2 separate regions of the Homo sapiens genome follow, and region 1 is linked to region 2. A link is a loop called in an ENCODE intact Hi-C map of the cell type or tissue named here. Cell type or tissue: ascending aorta. All regions are shown on one strand.

Region 1 (8,000 bases), 280 kb after region 2:
GAAGGGGAAGGACGGGGTAAGCAGCTGGTGACTGCCAGGTTGAACCCCGTTTGTGACTAAGAGCAATGCCAGGTCTAGCCCTGCCACTCTCTGGCCAGCCCATCCTGTGCTCCTCGTCCTGGGCCATTGACACACTTGGTGCTGGTGGCAAACCCCGGCAGTAACAAGCATCCTAGTGGTCCTGTGCAGGTCACAGACCTCATTTCCTTGCCTGGCACTGCAGCCACACTGGCCCACTGGCCAGAGGACCTCCCTCCCAGGACAGTGGTTGCCTTCCCTCCCCACCTAACGCTGGCGCTCATGAAGTCAGCAGGCGGAGCACGGCAGGTCACCAGGGCTGCAGGGACAGGAAGATGCGGTTGTGTGGTGCGGGTCTCGGGAGGGAGAGGGCCCTGCCTCACCTCGGTTTCCCCCCAGGAGGGCATGCTCAGAGACCTGCAGAAGAGCGTGGAGGAGGAGGAGCAGGTGTGGAGGGCCAAGGTGGGCGCCGCAGAGGAGGAGCTCCAGAAGGTATATGCAGCCCTGCCTGCCTCCCGGCGCCGTGGAGCACATGAAGCCCAGGGGAGAGTTGACAGGATTGTCTCTGTCACCTGTGAGACTCGTGTGTCTCGGTGGGGCTTTTCCACGACACCCTATGAAGCACAGTTGCGGGATGACAGCTCAGTCCGTCCTCCAGGAGGCCCCCGCCTAGGAAGACACTGCCAGATGGCGCCAGGGTGACCGTCCCAGCTGGGCGGAGTGGGCACCCCCGGGGCTTCCTAAGTTGGGTCAGTCCCGCTCGGGTCCTAGCATGGCCTCGGAAGGAGACACCCCCAGGTGCTCGTGTCTGACGGAGCCTTCCCCTTGCTTTGTAGTCCCGGGTCACAGTGAAGCATCTCGAAGAGATTGTAGAGAAGCTAAAAGGAGAACTTGAAAGTTCGGACCAGGTATGTGCTCTGCTCAGAGAACTCTTTCTCTTGTCCCGGGAGCCTCTTTGAAAGTGACGTTAATGCAGAGGACACTTCACTGATTTCTTCCTCATGGACCGTGTGCCTTAAGAGAGGCATTCTCTCTCAAGCCAAGGGATCTTGTCCATCCTGTTTTTCCTTAATGAGAGACATTGACTACCTCAGAGGACCCTGAGACCCAGCCACGGGCCCTGTGCAGACCTGCCCAGCCCTGGTGAACAGGGCTTCTGCCACGGCCTTCACAGTCAAGGTGGCCCCACTGCCCCCTTCAGACGCCACAGGGAGCCCTGGAGAAGGTACCCTTGGTACCTGCTTTTGCAAGTAAATCTAAGAGCATGTCAGTCCCCAGGAGTGCCCGGGTGCAGCCTGCCACTTTCCGTAAGGGGTTCTCTTGCCGCGGACTAGTTTCTCGTTTGCTTGGTAGCTGGTGGGCCTCAGGGATCTCCCGAGAGGCCTCACCTATCCCAGGGCCAGCCTGCTCCCTGAGGTGAGTGCCCTTTGAGCAGAGGCTGCTGGCGCATGCGTGTGCGTGTCTGTGCATCTGTCCAGGTGAGGGAGCACACGTCGCATTTGGAGGCAGAGCTGGAAAAGCACATGGCGGCCGCCAGCGCCGAGTGCCAGAACTACGCCAAGGAGGTGGCAGGGGTGAGTCTGCCCCCCAAGGAGTGCAGCCCCTGCCCAGCAGATCTGCGGTCCTCCCTGAGCTGCTTCTCCTCAGCCCTGTGGGAGCAGCTCTCGGTGACATAAGCCTTGAAGTCCGAGTCCTCAGGCGTTTGCCCGAAGCCTCACAGGCCCCTCGTTGGGCTGTCAGGCCTGAGGTGTCTCTCAGGGCAGGTTTCAAAAAGGCAGCCTCCCAGCCAGGACAGGGGCAGAGCCAGGCAGCCCTGCCCCGAGGGAGGCGTTTGACGTTCTAGGTTATCCCTCCGCAAGGGGATTCTCTGCCTGGCTTGCTGATGTCATATCTGGTGGGGAGTGGATTTAGATCTGACACTTTTTCTGCTCTTCAGAAGCAGAAGCACAAGCCCAGTATCCCAATTCTGGTTTAATCTCAAACTTTTGGGCCAGGCACAGCGGCTCATGCCTGTAATCCCAGCACTTTGAAAGGCTGAGGTGGATTGCTCGAGGCCAGAAATTTGAGACCGGCCTGGGCAACATAGCAAGACCGCATCTCTACCAAAAAAAAAAAAAAAAGCCAGGCACACTGGTGGGCACCTCCGTTCCCAGCTGCTTAGGAGGCTGATGCAGGAGGATTGCCTGAGCCCAAGAGTTCAAGACCAGCGTGGATGACAGATTGAGACCATCTCTGAAAAAAAAAATCATCTCCAACTTTTGGCCCTTTTTTGCCAGAGATAATCAGTAAACATTTGTGAAGGCCTGAAAGAGGTACGCAGTGAACACCATTCTTCCTAAGTCCTCAAAAAAGAAATCGTAGCTGTAGGAAGCCTGGCGAGCCCTGTGCCGGCCCGATGCTGTGACCCTCCTCAGGGTTTTGGTTAAGTGGATGTGTTAGGTTTTATGTTTCGGCGCTAACTCACGGGGACTGGTTTTCTCCTTTTCTCTCCTTTTTTCCCATCACCCGCCTCTGTTTTCTCCCCAAGCTGAGGCAACTTCTCCTAGAATCTCAATCTCAGCTCGATGCCGCCAAGAGCGAAGCCCAGAAACAGAGCGATGAGCTTGCCCTGGTAGGTGGCCTCCATGTCCCCATGCCAGGAGTGTGACCTGGGGCGTTGCGTGTGTGAGATGCATTTGCCAGTCATGCGTTTGTGTCCACTCAAAGATAAAGCCTAGGGAAGGGACAGTGTCACCCGTTGAGCAGCATGGGGCCGGCTTCTGGGGGCCTTCCTGCACATTTGCCCAGAACTCTGAGCTGGGCCTGTGGCTGTTGGGACCAGGGTGCTCCCACTCCATCTCCCGTCCCCTGGCTACCTGGTCCCCTGTTCAAGGTAGTGAGAGCTCTGGGCGTCTGCATTCCCTGTGAGCCCATTGTAGTCACCTGGGGGCGTCAGGGATATTGCAGTCCCTGGCATCACAAGACCAGGAAGCCTGGGGGTTCCTCCTGGCCTGGCCACCCATCGCCCTGGGGCTCTCAGCAAGTCCCGTGCCTTCTGTGGGTTTTCTCACCTCAGTGACAGCTCAGATCAATTCAGTCAAAGCCACAGGCATGCAGGGAAGACCTGCTCCACGCCCGGCCCCATACCAGCTGCCGGGTGCAGAGAGCAGCCCCCTTGGCAGACCACTGGAGCTCTGCCTGTGCAGGTGGCCTCTTGAGTCCCTCCTGGTGTTCAGCTCAGGTGTCTGATGCCAAGTCCCAGCTCCTTGGCAGGCTCCACCCAGCCTCACCGGATCTGGTACCGCCCCAAGGCTGGTGTTGTGAGCAGCACCCTGTGAGGCCGCAGACATGTTCTGTTTGATCTGCGGTGTTTTTTTAAATCTTGAATTAGTTGTCAACAGGGAGAAATTGGGAAATTTTAAATAAAAATGGGCTGGCATTCCCCCTGCAGCAGCCAGTGAGTCCGGCACACGCTCCCAACACCCTCGGTCCCCCTTGGTCATTCAGGTCTTACCCGGACCAGAACACCAGAGGGCAGTGCTGCCTAGGCCAGGTCTCCTCCTGTGTCTAGGGGCCACTCACTGAAGCCTTGGCTGAGCGAAGTCTGGGTGACAGGCCCCGGGGGCATGGCCCAGGCCGGGGATGTGCAGAGAAAACCCCCTGGAGTTTCTGTTGTCTTCCAGCTGTGCAGTTCGTTATTTGCATTGGGAGGGGCTGTTCAGAGGGAGGGAAGAATGTCTGGGGTTCCCACGTACCTGGGGTGGCCCCTCAGCGCAGGGTCAGAGACCGCCCATGTTCCCTGGGGAGCTTATGCCAAGGGCCCCACCTGGGTCTCCAATTGGAACCTCTACCTGAGCCTCTCGAGTGACACCTGCCCTTCAAATTGCAGGCCCAGTGGTTTGGGTGCAGCCAGATATGCCACCTAACCCCAGTGATGGAGCGTAGGGGTGGGGGACCTTGTTAGGCAAGAATGTTATCTCATAATCTTTTCTAGACCCCGGAAAGGGCTCTGAGCAGTGGACTGCATCCTTGAAGGAGAAACGGGGGGTGTAGACAGTGTGGCGGCCACCCCCCGGTTCCATTCGGATTCCTTTGCTCTGTGGGCCATGCCCATCAGGGGTCACCTCACTCCCAGGGAGGGCTCCCCTCCGGTTGGGCTTGGAGCAGAGCACATTGGGTCTCATTAGCCCAGAGGCTTGGTGGCCTTGGTTTGGCTCAGGTTGGCGGCGGGGGTGGCCAGACATAGGTCACAGTTACCAAGCCAGGTCCCCTGAAGGGACTTTGGCTGTTGAGAGCAGCTACGGTCCTCCGAGGGGGTCCCTGCAGGAGTGAGCATGGTGGGTGTGCGACTGGCTGTGCATTTGCAAACACACCCCTTCCTGTTCCAGGTCAGGCAGCAGTTGAGTGAAATGAAGAGCCACGTAGAGGATGGTGACATAGCTGGGGCCCCAGCTTCCTCCCCAGAGGCGCCCCCAGCCGAGCAGGACCCCGTTCAGGTTAGGGCGGTGAGCTGGTCCCCAGACACATCACTAATCCCAGAAGAGTGCAGGCCCTGCTGCCTCCGTTCGGACTAAACCCCGCACTGGCTGCTCCAGCCTCCGCTGCTTCCCCACCCCACCCTGCTTTGCCCCATTTGGATCATCCAGGTTCGGAGAAAGCCACAGAGCATGGAACAGAAAGGTGGCCAGGTGGAGAGGCTGGAGGAGTTGGGGGGAGGTGGGACTCGAAGAGGGAGTCCGTGATTTGGGGTCTGCACCTACAGGGCTCAGGAGCAGCTCTGGGCAGGGTCTGCAGCCATCGAAGGGGACTGTCTCCCACTGCAACCCCGGCTGGGACATCGCTAGCAGGATATTCGCTCTCCAGAGTTTTGAGCCCGGCAATAGCCACCAAGAGTCCTCACCAAGAGGCAGGGCCTGTCCCTGGGGTGGCCATGGTGTGGCTGTTAAGGGGGTTGTCATGGGGCCAGGGCTCGGAGGCATCGTTCTTGTCCTGTGAGTCTCGTTAAAGGCCCCTGAGGTTGCAGAGGCCCCATCAGCTGCTCCTGAGCCACACCGAAGTCTGTACCAGGGGCTGAGGTGCCCTCTCCCCAACGAGGGGAGCGTTGGGGCAGGGAAAGGGGAAGCTAGAAGCAGCTAGAGAGCGGTGCCTGTGCTGGATCCCTGGGCCCCTGGAGGGTTCCTCACCGGGCTGCCGGGTTATGTTTGCGGTGTTTGCACAGCTGAAGACGCAGCTGGAGTGGACAGAAGCCATCCTGGAGGATGAGCAGACACAGCGGCAGAAGCTCACGGCCGAGTTTGAGGAGGTCAGGCCCTGCCTGGTGGCTCTCAGCCCCCATCAGCCCCTGGGCCCTGAGTCTCCAGGGAATGAGTGGGTCAGCCCTGCCCCGCTCGGCTGTGCCCAGCAGCACCTGGGCTGGGCCTGGGCCTTCTGGGCAGCAGTGGGTGGGGCCCGGGCAGGTGGAGCACAGGCTGGAGGCACCTTGGGAGCCCTGTGGGTGGTCTGCATCCCTGAGGAGCCTTGAGGGCCTGGGGCTGGGTCAGAACTTGTGGGTCTGGCCCACTCATTCCAGCTACAGGATGGAGCTGTTGCTCCATCAGGCTGGGGGGGCCCCCTGGTCCCCAGGCGTGCTCGGTAGGGTCTTGACAGCACAGCCGTTTATAAGACGTCTCACCCAGACCTCACTTCCCTCTCCGGCAAGGCTCAGACCTCGGCATGTCGGTTACAAGAAGAATTGGAGAAGCTCCGCACAGCCGGCCCCCTAGAGTCTTCAGAAACAGAGGAGGCCTCACAGCTGAAGGCAGGCAGGGGCTGGGGCGGGGGTCACACCTGGAGGGTCTGCTCTGGGGCTGGCGCCACTCTTGGCCTCGGAAAGGGGCCAGGAAGGGGAGAGCCGACCCCACCGGGACCTGCCCTTGGCACTGGTTCCCCTTGTCACTACCCGGGGCTGGGGTGGGGACTCCTAGCCCTGCAGTGTCACATGGTCACATGGCAGCCATTAGTCCTGGTGGCTGTCGAAATGTGAAGCATGTAGAACGTGAAGTGCGTTCCTCAGCCACACGTCCAGCGCTCAGTAGTCAGGTGTGTCTCCTGTGCTGCCTTGGACAGTGCGGAGTAAACTGCTCCTGCCCCAGGAAGTTCTGGTGGTGCTGAGAGCACAGGACCCAGCCCTCACGGTCAGCATGGGCGGTTTCCTCCCTGTCGTCACCACCTATCTCCGGGTGACCAGGAGTTGCCTTCCTTGTGTCCCCAGAGGGCTCCAGCCCCTGGCGTCAGGGTCCTGTGGGCATAGCTGGGGTGGCCCTCCTGCCGGTGCAAGGGCTGATGCCCGTCAACCTTCTGACCATCAGGAGAGACTAGAAAAAGAGAAGAAGTTAACAAGTGACCTGGGGCGCGCCGCCACGAGACTGCAGGAGCTTCTGAAGACGACCCAGGAGCAGCTGGCAAGGGAGAAGGACACGGTGAAGAAGCTGCAGGAACAGCTGGAAAAGGCAGTGCGTGCCTGGCGCCAAAGCAGGGCGGGAGGAGTCGAGCTGCCGGGAGCCCCGGGGAGGCAGGACCGGGAGAGGCAGAGCTGGGCGGAGTCGTCAAGCTGCTGGGAGCGCTGGGCTGGGAGCCCCAGGGGAGGCAGAGCTGGGCGGAGGTAGTGGGGACAGAGACTTCCTAACGAGGGCTTCAGCCCACCCGGCCCACCACCCACCCTTCTGGGGTTCCCTTGCTGGGAAGCGAGTGTCTGATCCCCCTGCTGGCCCAGGTCCTCACTTTGCACCTGTGTGGGCCCCTTAGCCAGTGCTCCAGCCCCTGCCCTGCAGGATGATGGTTTCCCCTCAGCTCCCACCAAGTCCTCCCTGTCCCCCAGCCCCAGGGGTCTGTGGCTCCTGTTCTCTGAGGGACTGGAGTGGCTTGAGGGGGTCAATCCAGGGAGGGACTAAAGGCCCAGGGTAGAGGGCAGGTGGTTCTGCCATGGCTCGTGGCCCAGCCCCCCTCACGCCACCTGCCTTCGTTCACAGGAGGACGGCAGCAGCTCAAAGGAGGGCACCTCTGTCTGAGTTTCCTCTTTGGAAAAAGAAGTTACTGTTCAACTTACCAAAATGCCTTACACATTCCTTACAAATAAACCAACCAACCTACACAGCGTTATCCAGGCCCAACTTCCGGTAGCTCCGAGAGAAGCCATGAGAGACAAGTCTCTTAGAGCCACAGAAGTAGACCTTCCAGAGCCCCAGTTTGTAAATGAACCTGTGTCACATTTGATAAACACTATCCTGGGCGCAGCCCCGGGCCACCGCCGAGTGACGCCAAAGCCCTGGTTGACTCTGACAGCCCCGTGGGTGTGTGGGAGGCCGGGCGCTCTGGGGTCTGTCTGTCAGTGCAATCGTTTAGTGTTTTTTCAGTGGGGCGGGGCGGGAAGCGGGTGGGACCGGGCAGCCAGTTCTCAAAGGCTGTGGGGCCGACTGGAGGCCACAGCCCCTCACCCCTAGACGTTGCCAACCAGAACTGACGTGTGACCTCCTGGGTGTTGATGCCATTAAAACCAACGTTGGTGCCCGGTGCTGCGGTCTCGTCTGGTCTTCTGCTGGGGCTCCCCCACCCGCTGTTGGGCCCAAGATGAAGAACCAAGGGGTGGGGGCGCACTCGGGAAGAGAGTAAGCGTGGGCCTCAGCTGCTTTGAAGGCAGAGGCTCTGCAGCTCCGCGTAGCGTGGGGTGGGGCTGAGACTCGCTGCTTCCGGGGCCCCCAGCAGTTTTCCTTGTCACCTCCCAGACCTCAGTGCCCTCCGGGCAGGATAAGGGAGCAGGGCCTGCGACACCTGAGAGCCAGATACATTTACTGCTGCCCCGCATCCCGGAGGGGCTGAGGTTTGTGAGCGCGGCTGGTGGCCCGGGCTGTTGCGTGATGGAGGTCCGGGAATGAACAAGGGGTCTCTGTCCTGGCTGGGGCTTAGACACCCACACCCCAGGAGGGTGGGCCAGGGCTGGAGCAGCCCACTGCCTGCCCTCGGGAGGT
Region 2 (8,000 bases):
ATCCCTTGAGAGTTCTGGGCAGGGCCACAGCCCCCTTGGTTGGAAAGCGACGGGTCCCTTTTGGTGCTGGTGAGCTGTAAGCAACAAAGCTGTTGCCAAGGGCCTCTGGAATATGACTGTTTCTGAGGCTGTTACAAAATTATATTAAATTCCCAAATGATGGTATTCATTGTAATATATGCAAGCTTTTTAATGTATCAGCCATGCTTATATCAGGTGTGGTCACCTAAGAGTTTTGATTGTTTTTGCTCTTTTATTGATGCATAATTTGCATATAGTAAAATACACAAATCTTAAGTGGATGCTCAATGAATTTTTACCTATGTATACACTCATGTAACAACCACCAAGATCAGGATAGAGAACATTTCCATCATTCTAGTAAGTTCCTTCAGGCCCTTTCTCACTCAATCCCCATCTCCCACTGCCCTAAACAAGTAGACACTATTCTGACCTCTCTCATCATATGTAGATAAGTTTTGCCTTTTATTTTTTTATTTTTTATTTTTATTTTTTAAAAAGGGGTCTTAGTCCTCTGTGACTCAGGCTGGAGTGCAGTGGTGTGACCATAGCTCAATGCAGCCTTGAACTCCTGGGCTCAAGCGGTGCCCCCGCTCCAGCCTCCCGAGGAACTGGGACTACAGGTGCACACTACCACACCCAGCTAATTTTTAAAAAATTTTTTTGTAGAGATGGGGTCACCCTATGTTGCCCAGGCTGGTCTTAAGTTCCTAGACTCAAGGGATCCTCTGGCCTCAGCCTCTCAAGGTTCTGGGATTACAGGTGTGAGCCACACTGTGCCTGGCTTATTTGATATCTTGTGATCAATATTGTGTTTTTGAGATTCATTCATATTTCACGTAAGAGCAACCCATTCATTTTTCTTGCTGTGCTGTACACCACAATGTATTTATCTATTCTTCTATTGATGGGCATTTGAGTTGTATTTAGTTTTTGGCTGTTATCGATTTAGCAGCAATGTGTATTTTTGTACATGTTTTTTGGTGTGTGTACGCACTCATTTCTTTCAGGGTATATACCCAGGAGTGGAACTGCTTGGTCACATGGTGAGTGTATGTTTAATTTTAGAAGAAACTGCCAAATGGTTCTCCAAAGTGCTTGTACTGGTTTATACTTCCACCAGCAGCATGTAAGAGTTCACTTCCTCCACATCCTCACCAATGCTTGATATTTTCAGAAATTTAATTTTAGCCATTCTAGGGAGTGTATAGTCACAGCATATTGTGGGTCTAATTTGCATTTCCCTGTAACCATTGAGGTTGAGCATCTTTTTTTTTTTTTTGAGACGGAGTCTCGCTCTGTTGCCCAGGCTGGAGTGTGCTGGCGCAATCTCGGCTCACTGCATCCTTCGCCTCCTGGGTTCAAATGATTCTCCTGCCTCAGTCTCCCAAGTACCTGAGATTACAGGCATGTGCTACCACATCTGGCTAATTTTTTGTGTTTTTAGTAGAGACAGGGTTTCACCATGTTGGCCAGGCTGGTCTCAAGCTCCTGACCTCAAGGGATCCACTCATCTCGACCTCCCAAAGTTCTGGAATTACAGGCATGAGCCACCGCGCCTGGCTGATGTTGAGCATCTTTTTATGAACTTACTGGCCATTTTGATATCCTTTTGTGTGAATGCCTTTTAAATTCATTTGTGCATTTTTTTTCCTATTGGATACCTGACACCTTTAATAAAGATAAAAGGGTTATGAAATAGCACCTTACTCATGCCAGGAGTTAAGAGGAAACTGAAGTGGGTTTGTGAAGAAAGTGATGAAGAAGAGAAGGACCCTACTTCTCAGGTCTCTGAAGCTTATTGGTCTCTGTCTCCCCAGAACCTAGCACACAGCTCGGCACAAGACAGGAACCCAACAAAAGTTCATCAAATAAGGGGACTGTCCTTGTTTTGGGGGGCTGTTGTGGACTTTGCAATGCATGATCCTCTTTACTATTCCATCTCTCTGAAGCTACATCAGACCCTGGGACCCCTCCAATTCTGGACAGGTGGCCCACAAGTAGCCTCAGGCCACGGCTCACTGAGACAGCCCAGATTGTCTTGCTGATTAGCCTGCTTGAATCCCATGGAAAACCTCTCCTGTCACTGGGGTACTCCATGAGCCTCGGGGATTGCATCATTATTTACATCCCAATTTCTTTAAATTCAAGATTTGTATCCAATAGCGTTGGTCTCCCTGAACCTGGATCCCCAGGTTCTCAGAAGAGTCAGGGACCGCAAGCTGCCTTCACCAGCCCAGATCTCTGCTGAGCACTTGTTCTACCCGGGATGAGTTCCTGAAGATAAACCTTTTGTGCATTGTGTTATTTTGTGTGCACAACTCAGCTAAGTGGCCTCCAGCACTACTCATCATCCCGCCGCCTGGCTACCAAGAGGCCCAATCAGTATCTGTGGAACGAGTGGATAAAGAATGATTTAGGGTCCAATCCATTTCCCAATCCAGTAAGCCATCTTTCATTTCCACCATCTTGGGCCAAAGGAAAAAAAAATGGGAACATCTTTCTTTCTTTCTTTTTTTTGTGACAGAGTCTCACTCTGTTGCCCAGGCTGGAGTGCAGTGGGATGATCTCAGCTCACTGCAACCTCTGCATCCCAGGTTCAAGCGATTCTCGTGCCTCAGCCTCTTGAGTAGCTGAGATCACAGATGTACACCACCATGCCTGGCTACTTTTTGTATTTTTAGTAGAGACGGGGTTTCACCATGTTGGTCAGGCTGGTCTCAAACTCCTGGACTCAAGTGATCTGTCCTCCTTGGTCTCTCAAAGTTCTGAGATTACAGGCGTGAGCCACCGTGCCTAGCCAGGAACTTCTTTTTATGCTTTACCAGAAACTCATCTTGATGTTTTCTTGTTCTTGATGATTTTGCTAAAGTCCAGACGTTCCTTGATCATCGAACACTTCTGTGTCAGCTAAGTTGTTTGAAGCAGTAAATCCCAGCTCTACATTCCCTTCATAATATGTGTCCAACTGAAAAAGAATGTTAAAGAAGACAATAAAATGCTTAATGGTAGAGTTCTGAAATAATCAGAATTAATCAATCAATCATTTATTTATTCAAATGACCGACACTTATTATTATGTATCTCTGTGCAGCCATGCATGGCTTGAGGGATGTGACACAGGAGATTTATGTCTGGTGGTGGATGGGCTTTTGTCTCGAACTCCTGACCTCAAGTGATCTGCTCGCCTTGGCCTCCAAAAGTGCTAGGATTACAGGCGTGAGCCACTGCGCCTGGCCTTGGATGGGCTTTTGTAACCTAGTATGTCTTCCTGGTGCCTTATCCATGATTGTTTCTTGGTATGGGATTTTTCTCCCACTCTTGGGAATCTCCTGGTATTCCACCGATGGCTGCTGAAACCCAGTCCCTGGCTGGTTCCAGTGTCTGATTGTGCTAGGTTGTAATTCCATGTGCTGCCAGGAGGTGTCTCTCCCTAACACCTGATGCTGCCGCGGCTGAAAAGTTGGTTTCTGTGTGACAAGTGAGAACAGTGTTGAAGTCAATTTTGTGTTTGAAGTTTTATCTTAAAAATAAGTTAACTTTGAATAAAAAATTATCTTGGTCAGTGAAGGGTATGTAAATTTTTTTTTGTTTATTTTTCATTTTTTGTATCTTCATGAACACATGTAAAAGTTTTTGGAACGGCATTGTCCAATAGAACTTTTTGCCGTGTTAGAAATGTTTTACAATCTGCTCTGTCCAATAATTGTAGCCACAAGCCACATGGAGCTAATCAGCAGTTGAAATGTGGCTAGTGAGACTGAGGAACTGAATTTCAGATTTTACTTAATTCTAATTAATTAATTAATTAACTGATTAATTTTTAGAGACAGAGCTCAGCTTGGTTGCCCAGGCTGGAGTGCAGTGGCATGCCATAGCTCACTGCAGCCTCAAACTCCCAGTCAAGCTAGGACTATAGGCAAGCATCACCACACCCAGCTCATTTTAAAATTATTTTTTCTAGGGATGGATCTCACTGTGTTGCCCAGATTGGTCTTGAACACATGGCCTCAGGCAATTCTCTGCTTTGATTTGCCAAAGTGCTGGGATAACAGGCATGAGCCATCATGCCCAGCCTTATTAAATTTAAACAGCTACATGTGGTCACTCTATGGAGCAGCATAGCTTTATAATAATTTTTTAAAATTAATTAGTTTAATTGACACATTATCATTGTACATAGGTATGGGGTGCAGTTTGATATTTTAATACATATATTGTATAATGGTCAAATTAGGGTAGTTAGCATGTCAATCACCTTAGGCATTTATCATTCCCTTGTGGTGAGAACATTCAAAAGCCTCTCCTCTAGCTATTTTGTAATATACAATATCTTACTGTTAACCATAGCCACCCTACTGTGTAACAGAACCCCAGAATTTATGCCTCCCATCTAATTGTAATTTGTACCTGTTGACCGACCTCTCCCCATCCTCCCCTCTCCCCTGCCCTTCCCAGGCTCTGGTAACCACTGTTGGACTCTCTGACTCTTCTTCTATGAGATCAATTTTTTTTTTTTTTTTTTTTAGATTCCACATATGAGTGAGATCATGCAGTATTTGTCTCTCTGTGTCTGGCTTATTTCACTTAATATGATGTCCTCCAAGTTCATCCATGTTGTTGAAAATGACAGGATTTCATTTTTTTATGGCTGGTACAATTATTTTTGTTTCTATTATTTCAGCAAAGGAGAATCAGGAGAGAAAATATCAGAACAGAGTACAGCCAGTCAGTCTCCTTACCAGTGTCAGGGCAGATTAGTGTAAGACTGTGGGGTTCTAGAGATTTGTGGGTCAATTCTGGCCTTGCCACTTAATAGCTGCTGTGACGTTAGGTAAGTGAGTTCATCTCTCTGAGCCTCAGTTTCTTTATCTGTAGATTGGGGATTGTAATGGCAACCTCAGAAGACTACTGTGAGGACTGAGTGAAGTACTGTGTACATCACTCAGGGTATGGGAGCATTGACTTACATAGTGAGTGCTCAGCAAAAGTCCCTCTGCCCCTGTTGGTGGTGATGGTGGCAGTGACAGCGGATTTATTATTCACCAAACTAGTCTTCCTGCTCACTGTCTCTACAGGGGCTAAATCGGGGGAGGACACAGTCCAAGGTCAAGAGCATCAAGCAAAGAATTAGTCAGCAGTCAGCCTAGGAGTCAGGCTGTTGTGTCAACTGCATTAACCCAGAGGTCAGAAGCAAAGGGACTTACAGAAAAATTCTAAGAACAGAACAAAAGGATTTTTTTTTAAACTCTTCATCAAGATTCCCCAAATATTAACATTTTTGCCACATTTGCCTTACTGTTTTCTCTGTCTGTGTGTACAAATATATATATTTTTCTGAATCATAAGAGAGTAAATTGCAGATGTGATGCCCTCTATCTCCCAAAGCTTCAGTGTATAATTCCTAAAAAGTAAAGGACATTCTGCTACACAGCCACAGTGCAGTGACTAAGTCAGGAAACGAACACTGATTCAATACAATTAGCTAATCTACAGACCGTATTCAGATTTAGATGTCACCAACTGTCCCAGTAATGTCCTTTATAGCAACACAATATCCCAGATCACGTGCTGCAGTTGGTTGCCCTGTCTCTAATCTCCTCCAATCGGCGACAGTTCCTTGGGCTTTCTTTGTCTTTCCTGACCTTGACATTTTTGAAGAGTCCACGCAGTTTTCTTGTAGAATGTCCTTCAGTTTGGGTCTGCCTGATGTTTCCTCATGATAAGCCTCAGGTTGTGTATTCTTGGCAAGAATACTGGGAAAATGATGCTGTGTTCTCAGTGCATCAGATGAGCGGGGACATGAGGTCCCTTTCTTAGTTTGGGAGAATAAATTCTGATGAAAAATATTCCCAGTGAGAAGGAAAATCGAGAGGATCTCAGGAGGCTGGTGTGGTTTGCACAAGCAACTGTGCTTCGCTCACATTTTCAAAGGACAGAAGCAAAGGGTGGAAGGCAGAGAACTCCACTCAGAGAGCGAGAGAACGGAGAGAAGAGCGGCTGAAAAGCTGGCTCCAGAAACGAGCTGAGGCCCTGAAAAATGCTGAAGGCAACCAAATAGGCTTCTAAATTGCTTACTTAAAAAACACTCATTCGTTTTCCTGACAATAAAAAATAGAATGTGGTCATTGTGGAAAATACAAACGTATAAAGAAGGAAACAGTAACTCCCTGCATCCTACACCCAGCTGTAGCCACGGCTAATATTTTGGGTATTTTCCCTCCCCACCTCCAGGAAAGGTTTTTAAAGCTGCGCTTGGAGCATGAAACAAAATGAGAAAGACTTCAGCTTCTCGGCGTGGGGAAGGTGATGTCATGCCAGCGGGGGCGGCGGAAAGGGCTGCCTGTGCTTCCCCTTCACTCTCGGGACGCGGCTGTGGGCTGGGCAGGAGGGAGCCAAGTCTGGGGTGCACTGGGGAGCCCAGAACCACTGCTATGCTCTGCAAAACTCTGAGGCGCTTCCAAAAGTTTGGAGCTGGGCATGTATTTTACTGATTTCTAAAAATCGTAAGCGGTTGTTCGGGGGGAGGAGAAGGGTGTTGGGGTGACGGGGTGTCCGCGCTGGAGACTCAGCTGTGTGCGCCCTGATTCAGACGAGGGAGGCCTTCCAGGTGGGGGTGGGCAGGGAGCTTCTGGGGAAGAATGCATCCTGAGGGCGGAGAGCTACAGGGTAAGGGGGCCAGGCTGTCGGCATTAGAGGGGTGTCTGCGTTTGGCTGCAGCCCAGCCCGCAGGCTCCAGAGTCTGGGAGCCGCGAAGGAGCCGCCCTTATCAGGCAGTAGGGCGAGCTGCCCCAGGGGACAGTCTCTGTGCTGAGGGCATTCCTCGACCTGGGTCGTGGCGCCTACTAGCAGGGGGTTCCAGGATTCCCAGGGCAGAGCTGTCCGGTGTGAGGTGTCCAGCTGGCTTGAGGCCTGTGGCCCTGAAGGCCGGGTGGGCCAGGAGGCTGAGAGGCAGCCACCTTTAAAGGGAGCCAGAGCAGGGAGGGAAACGGAGCTCTTCCCCTGCCGTCCTGGCGCTGTTCCTGCCAATAGACAAGGCAGATGTGTACAATGATTATAGTCTTTTTGTTTGTTTTAAGAGACAGCCTTGCTGTGTTGCCCAGGCTGGAGTGAGTGCAGTGGCTTGTTCATAGCTCACTGCAGCCTGGAACTCCTGGGCTCAGGGGATCCTCCCACTTCAGCTTCCCAAGTAACTGGGACTACAGGTGTGTGCCACCATGCCCTGCTAATTTTTTTTTTTTTTTTTTGAGACGGAGTTTCGCTCTTGTTGCCCAGGCTGGAGTGCAATGGCGGGATCTCAGCTTACTGCAACCTCTGCCTCCCAGGTTCAAGCGATTCTCCTGCCTCTCGGCCTCCCGAGTAGCTGGGATTACAGGCATGTGCCACCACTCCCGGCTAATTTTATATTTTTAGTAAAGACGGGGTTTCTCCATGTTGGTCAGGCTGGTTTTGAACTCCCGACCTCAGGTGATCCGCCTGTCTCGGCCTCCCAAAGTGCTGGGATTACAGGTGTTAGCCACTGCACCCAGCCACCCCACTAATTTTTAAATTATTTATTTATTTAGAGACAGAATCTCACTCTGTCACCCAGGTTGGAATGCAGTGGCACCATCATAGCTCACTGCAGCCTCAACCTCCAGGGTTCCAGGGATTCTCCTGCTTCAGCCTCCCAAGCAGCTGGGACTATAGGCGTGGGCCAGCCCATCAGACTAATTTTTTTTTTCAGATCCTCACATCTCAGATGAACATCCAGCTAATTTTAAAAAGTTTTGTAGAGATGGGGTCTTGCTATGTTGACCAGGCTGGTCTCGAACTCCTGGGCTCAAGCAACTCTCCTACCTCAGCCTCCCAAAGTGTTAGGATTACAGGTGGGAGCCATCACACCACCCAGCCTGATTATAACATTTTAACTGTGGGCCAGGCACTGTGTTAAGTCTAAGTCTGCGTATGTTCAAAGTAGCCTTTGCAACTGGTCTATC

What was found. A loop is a pair of places that touch in the nucleus more often than their neighbours do. Peaks named below come from ENCODE experiments on the same cell type or tissue, not always from the same donor. Only the 100,000 strongest peaks of a DNase experiment are listed, where the experiment ranks them.
Region 1: a loop joins it to region 2, with 3 times the contacts of the local background. A loop is called at or near these places in 6 of 110 quality-filtered maps.

The regions. Positions count from the first base shown.
Region 1 is chr20:17,613,225-17,621,224 of GRCh38, reverse strand. It overlaps RRBP1 (ribosome binding protein 1), which reads left to right. Exons shown (of 25, transcript NM_001365613.2): 17 at 418-510; 18 at 855-926; 19 at 1,497-1,592; 20 at 2,546-2,629; 21 at 4,386-4,493; 22 at 5,216-5,299; 23 at 5,696-5,794; 24 at 6,345-6,488; 25 at 7,005-7,546. The coding sequence ends at 7,043. Among named protein-coding and RNA genes, the nearest start is that of DSTN, 47 kb to the right of the region's middle. RefSeq lists enhancers at 5,864-6,587, 6,588-7,311. In ascending aorta, a CTCF peak has its summit at 3,530 (motif pointing right); DNase peaks (open chromatin) are centred at 3,524, 5,704, 6,524, 7,574 and 13 weaker places; H3K4me3 peaks cover 1,200 bases; H3K27ac peaks cover 4,187 bases.
Region 2 is chr20:17,894,141-17,902,140 of GRCh38, reverse strand. No RefSeq gene overlaps it. Among named protein-coding and RNA genes, the nearest start is that of SNORD17, 65 kb to the left of the region's middle. RefSeq lists enhancers at 6,161-6,300, 5,955-6,631. In ascending aorta, a CTCF peak has its summit at 3,443 (motif pointing right); DNase peaks (open chromatin) are centred at 3,440, 5,660, 6,360 and 6,860; H3K4me3 peaks cover 1,524 bases; H3K27ac peaks cover 1,889 bases.